Linked DNA regions of Homo sapiens: region 1 is linked to region 2. A link is an interaction called in ENCODE POLR2A ChIA-PET data of the cell type or tissue named here. Cell type or tissue: B cell. All regions are shown on one strand. Links, peaks and the distances in the headings refer to the core of each region. The heading gives the core; the rest is flanking DNA.

Region 1 (2,914 bases), core at 261-2,760, 83 kb before region 2:
TCCACTGCCCCATCCCCTCTTCCCTGGTCTCTCCCACCCTAGCCTCTCAGTCATTGTCCATCCTGCCAGAGTGACACACTTTCTGTTTTTCCCACCTTCTCATCCTCTCCCCTCTCTTCTCTCCCTCTCTCTGTTTCTGACTGCAACTGTAGTGAGTGGAGTATGGGGCTCACTCATTATCCATCGTGTAAGGAGTTGCTCTTGTTTTATTTATTTGATTTCCCCCCCACCTTCATTTCTGATACCCATTCTCCTTCTTCCCACACGCTGTCACTCTGATATTGTGATAATGTATTCTTGGGTATGTATGTGAACTTACAAAATGTTAGAAATGTTTGTTCCCTGGTGCCACAAAGAAATAGCACTCGAACATACATTTAATTCTCTCAGCAAAGCAATTTTTACTTTCTGCAGAAAGGGTGCTCATCACAGATGGAACAATGGCGAGAGCACACCTGGACAGGGGAGGGGCAGGAGTTCTGATTCCTGACACAGGTAGGCCCTGCTGCTGTGTTGTTCCCCTGTTGGCTAGGGTTGGACCGCACAGTCTAAGCTAATTTTGATTGGCTATTTTAAAGGGGCAGGGGTATGAGTCAGAGTGGCGGAGTGAGTAGTTTGGCAGGAAGGACAGTTAGGAACAGGTAACCAAAGGTGACTTAGGTCAGAGAAGGTGACCAAGGGTGACTCAGGTCAAAGAAGATGACCACAATGAGTCAAGATGGAGCAGGTGACCAGGGGAACAGATGTGAACTACTGATTAGGACTACGGGGAAAGTTGTTTACTTAAACTAGAAGCAAGTGGGCAAAGAGAACCAGGAAGTTAAACTTTAAAATGGAGAATCAAAGAATAAGAGAGCTGAAACTACTGACGTGCTGATTCTTTGAAGAGAAATTTGCAGTTCACTATATTTAACAAAAATATGTTATTTTGTGTGGTTTGGTTTTTAAACCTACCTACCGCATTTACTTATCCATTCCCCTAGCAAATGCCCCAGCTCCCTGCTACCAGTACTACAGTGAGGTGAGTGTTTTTGTCCGTGATCCTTTAGGACCTGTGTAAGAGTTTCTCGGAAGCATATGTCTAGGAGTGGAATTGCTGATGCATATTTATTTTCACAAAGTACGTCTAGGTTGTGACTGCGAACTGCAGAACTCTCTGCCCGTAATGACTCTGTCCAAACCCCTGCACTAAGAGACTTGACCAAACCCTAGCATGGCTTCTAGCAGCTTAAGACCATGTCCCTAGGATGATACCAGCCTCCCTTAAAATGCTTGCCTGGAAGCTCAATGCTGCCAGGAGAATTTACTGTTTATTCTGGCCAAAACCTGGTGATAGGCAGATAAGCCCCTGAGCTCCCTCTTAGAGCAGTTATTTTAGAAAGCTTGCAATTATAAATCTTTCCTTTGCCCTTTGAGATGTAAATCTCCCACCCAAAACGGTCTCCTCAAGGATCTGAGAGCCCTCTCTTTGAAATGCAGATATTCAGGGAGCTATAGCTCTTCTCCCAGGAGGATAAGGGCCTAACTGCTATGGATGCCTTACTTTAGGAGAAGTGTGTTTATCCTTCGGATAAGCACCAGTGAACAAATCCAGGTGGCGCAATCACATAGACTAACCCTCCCTTAACACCCCACAGTGCCTTTCCCTTAATCTTTAAATAGTCTCCAGTACTTTGCATCAGGTACTCTGTTCACACTCTACTCTTTTTCCTTATTGCAGTAGTCCCTGAATAAAACCTGTCCTGGCTGCTTTAACCGGTGCCTGGCTCTATCTTTGACATGCCCTAGAATACAGTGTTTGTTTCCTTTCCGTTTTGTTTCCTTACAACCTGCCAGAGTTTGGTATTATCCAGTCTCCTAATTTTCCAACCTCATGGGTAAAAAGACTTAGTCTTGCTATTGTTTTAATTTTCATTTATCTAAGAACTAGTGAGGTTCACTTTGGGAGGCTGAGGCGGGTGGATCATGAGGTCAGGAGATCAAGACCATCCTGGCCAACATGGTGAAACCCTGTCTCTACTAAAAATACAAAAATTAGTTGGGCGTGGTGGCGGGCATCTGTAGTCCCAGCTACTCGGGAGGCTGAGGCAGGAGAATCACTTTAACCCAGGAGGCGGAGGTTGCAGTGAGCCGAGATCGTGCCACTGCACTCCAGCCTGGGCAACAGAGTGAGACTCTGTCTCAAAACAAAACAAAACAAAACAAAAAAACTAGTGAGGTTGAGCAAAACCAGTGGGTTTTTTGGGGTGAGTCACATATTCATATCCTTGCCCATTTTCCTGTTGTATTCTCTTTTTCTGATTGATTTGTAGGACTTTCTTATATATTCTGTATAATAATCTCTTGCTGGTCTTGGGAGTCTCAAATATTTTTTTCTCAGTCTATCACCTGTCTGTTCATTTAGATAACTATATCTGCCATCGTCATTATTGTTAATTTTGATATAGTCATCAATTTGAGGGGCAGGGAATACAGTTACACTTTTTGAATGTTTTTTAAAAAAATTCTTCCCCACTTCTAAGGTCATAAATATATTCTGACGTATATATATGCATACACATGCATATCTATGTTTTGTAGGGTGGTGTTTCACATTTATATCTTTAATTCTTCTGAAGTTCACCTTTGCTTATGGTGTTAGGAATGCAGCTTAATTTTTTTCCATGTAGTGAGCCAATCTTCCCTACACTGTCTACTAAGCAACCCATCCTTTCCCCATTTACTTGTTTTTCATACATCAGGTGCACATACAACAAAACACATAAGCATACCTATGAATTTCTGACACTTTCTCACCCTTACTCTATTTCCATGCTTCTACACCACAGTGCCGTAATGTTTTATTATATAGCATTGGAGTATACTGGGGCAAGTCATTCCTCTTTGTTCTTTTTCTGAAATTGGCTCAACTGAT
Region 2 (2,914 bases), core at 185-2,684:
CTTCTGCCCTTTATCCTATCCATCAGCTACCAGCCAGACTGCATGCCCTTGAGATTTCTCAAGCGGGGTCTGACACCAGCGTGGGCTCTGTGCACCTCAGTGTGTGTTGCCATTGGAACCCCGTCACTCGACTTGAGGGAAAGGACAGCAACCTCCCATCTCTCCACCTTGGTTGGCTAAGTTATTTTAAGGTCAAATAATGGAAGCAGTGCAGATATTAAATATGTCGGTGCCAGTTGTATATATGTGCTCCCTGAAAATATACTCATGGTGTATTTTTAGGTGCCAAAGGGCAAAATCCTATATGTAATATAATCTTGTTTCAGAAAAAATATGTTTATATAGACAGAACAAATATATATTTTAACATGTTCATCTATTTGCATAAGAAAACATTCGAAAAGATACACCTTTAATGGTAATGTTAACATGTTAATGGTGGTTCTCTCTGGCTGATGTGATTTGGAGTGATTTTAATTTTTTCCTTTGGCTTATTTTCATCCTTGCTAAGTTTCTTTCCATAAAAACATGACCTCTATATGAGAAAAAGAAGGCCGGGTGTGACGGCTGTCTGTAAGCCCAACACTTTGTGGGGCGGAGGTGGGCAGATCACTTGACGTCAGGAGTTCAAGACCAGCCTGGCCAACATGGTGAAACCAGGTCTCTACTAAAAATACAAAAATTAGCTGGATGTGGTAATGCACGCCTGCAATCCCAGCTACTCGGGAGGCTGAGGCAGTAGAATCATTTGAACATAGGAGGCAGAGGTTGTAGTGAGCCAAGATCGCGCCATTGCACTCCAGCCTGGGCGACAGAGTGAGACTCTGTCTTGAAAAAAAAAAGAAAAAGAATAATGAAGAAGAAAAGAGTTTCTGTAGGACTCTGTTTGCCCTCTCAACTTGGCCTTCTCTCACAACTAATTGTGTATTTGCACCTCTACTTTCTCTGCCCCTCAAGAACAGGGATCTCATCTTACTCATTTTGCCTTCTCTGCGACGTCTCCAAGACATGCTCAAGAATTAATTAGCTAGCCAGGGAGCGGACCCCAAGTTCTACTGTCTCTGACCCCTCCTGAGTGCAGGTCTCTGAGGCCAAGCCCCTCGAGCAGGCCTCCAGGAGGTGAAGCTCCTGAGACCTCCCAGGCCTAGGTTCCTGGGGTTTCCCACTAGGCACCTTGTCAGTGAGTAAAGCAGTGGTGGCTGCAGGCAGATGCAACATCAACAGCAAGTCTGCAGGCAAAGACGCTCTCTTGCGCTTGTGGGTTTCTTCTCAATATGATTTCATTACTGTAAGGCAGATGTTTCATTGCCAGGGCAACCAGGGGGTGGAATATGCACAGAGCAGCCTCCACTTTGAACTTTATTTTGTTAAACTCCCACTGGGCCCTGAGCTCACTTCCCATTTGTGGTTGCAAGAATGTAAACATTCTTCAAATCTGCTGGGGTTTTTTGTCTTGATCTTGTTTTGTCTCTTTAGAGGTCTGGCTGACATGTACAGTGTCTTCTGCAATTTACTAATTAGTGTAACTTGTTTCATTCTCACCCGCTCACCTTGATACCTCTCCCTACTGTCTTGTGATCAGACTTGCTCCCTCAAAATAGATGGATATATTTTTCAATGTATTTAAAATGAACTGGAGGCCGGGCGAGGTGGCTCACATCTATAATGCCAGCACTTTGGGAAGCCGAGGAGGGTGGATCACCTGAGGTCAGGAGTTCGAGACCAGCCTGACCAACATGGTGAGCCCTCATCTCTACTAAAAATACAAAAATTAGCCGGGCGTGGTGGCGCATGCCTGTAACCCAGCTACTTGGGAGGCTGAGGCAGGAAAGTCACTTGAACTGGAGAGGCAGAGGTTACAGTGAGCCGAGATCGCGCCATTGTACACTCTAGCCTGGGCAACAAGAGCGAAACTCTGTCTCAAAAAAAAGAACTGGAACGTCAGAATTGGAATTTTCCAATAGGGAGGATATCAAAGGGGACAGCTTTAACTGTTTCTCCTCTCATGATGTGCTCTTTTTCCCCTTGGTTTTCCTGCTCCTGCTCCGCAGCACACACAGGTTTCTAAACTACACTGAGGGGTGACTAGCCCTCTGTGGCCTTGGCCTGTTTGATGTGAATACCCTATCTCCCTGGTGAGGCTTGGAGGCCTCAGTGGGAGGAGCAGTCATGATCGATTCCTCAATCATGACAAAACCCATATAGCCTGCAGTTCCCTCTCCTTCCATTCCTTGTCCCAGTTAAAATACCTTTCAACTAGACTCCACTTTTGGAATTGTCACTGACAAAGTTGTTTTCTGGGGAGGTGAGCCTCAGAGGTTTAAACACACTGGTCTTGCCCAGCACCTGATACTTCATTGTTGGAAGGAATTAAATCTAATTGAATAGAATCAAATCCAAATTGAACGGGCAGGTTCTAAACCAGGCTTGCAGATCAGGGCCATCAGCCTCTTAAATGCAGCCCAGATGAGCCCACCGTTGTCTGGTGTCTGAGAGGAGGAGGGCACAGTGCGAGGGCCCATTCTGGTTGTTTGGGGATGTTTCTCTTAGCTCGTTGCTTGGAGGGTCTACCTGGTTTCTCATAGCTGCTGCCTGGGGTAAATGACTGGCTTTGAATCAAGTCCCAGAGTGCAAGTGTCTGAGGGGAGCCTGGGAGTAAATGGAGGAAGGAAGGAGAGGGAGGGAGGGAGGGGGGTTCCCCTACAGTTTCCCAATGAGGAGATAAAATGTAAGCCCTAGAAACATGGGAGAATTAATGATGTGGAATGAGCTGTGTCACTTGTGACATGAGTCATAGTATTGCCCTCTCAGGATAGATCTCTGCCCTGAAAGTGGCTGAGAACAGCCAAACCCAGAGAGGTGGGTACAGTCATCCTAGGGGTGTAGCCTGACCTTGCACTTGAAGGGAAGGAGG

The links. ChIA-PET counts read pairs that join two places held together with the same protein. Peaks named below come from ENCODE experiments on the same cell type or tissue, not always from the same donor. Only the 100,000 strongest peaks of a DNase experiment are listed, where the experiment ranks them.
Region 1: POLR2A ChIA-PET joins it to region 2 with 6 read pairs; 2 of 35 experiments call an interaction of 5 or more read pairs at or near these places.

The regions. Positions count from the first base shown.
Region 1 is chr15:63,395,187-63,398,100 of GRCh38, forward strand. It overlaps LINC02568 (long intergenic non-protein coding RNA 2568), which reads left to right. Exons shown (of 7, transcript NR_120375.1): 3 at 415-495. Among named protein-coding and RNA genes, the nearest start is that of LINC02568, 6.4 kb to the left of the region's middle. In B cell, for the core only: no CTCF peak of the experiment used is centred there; no DNase peak of the experiment used is centred there.
Region 2 is chr15:63,478,491-63,481,404 of GRCh38, forward strand. No RefSeq gene overlaps it. Among named protein-coding and RNA genes, the nearest start is that of USP3, 25 kb to the right of the region's middle. In B cell, for the core only: no CTCF peak of the experiment used is centred there; DNase peaks (open chromatin) are centred at 1,331 and 2,121; H3K4me3 peaks cover 1,486 bases; H3K27ac peaks cover 2,500 bases.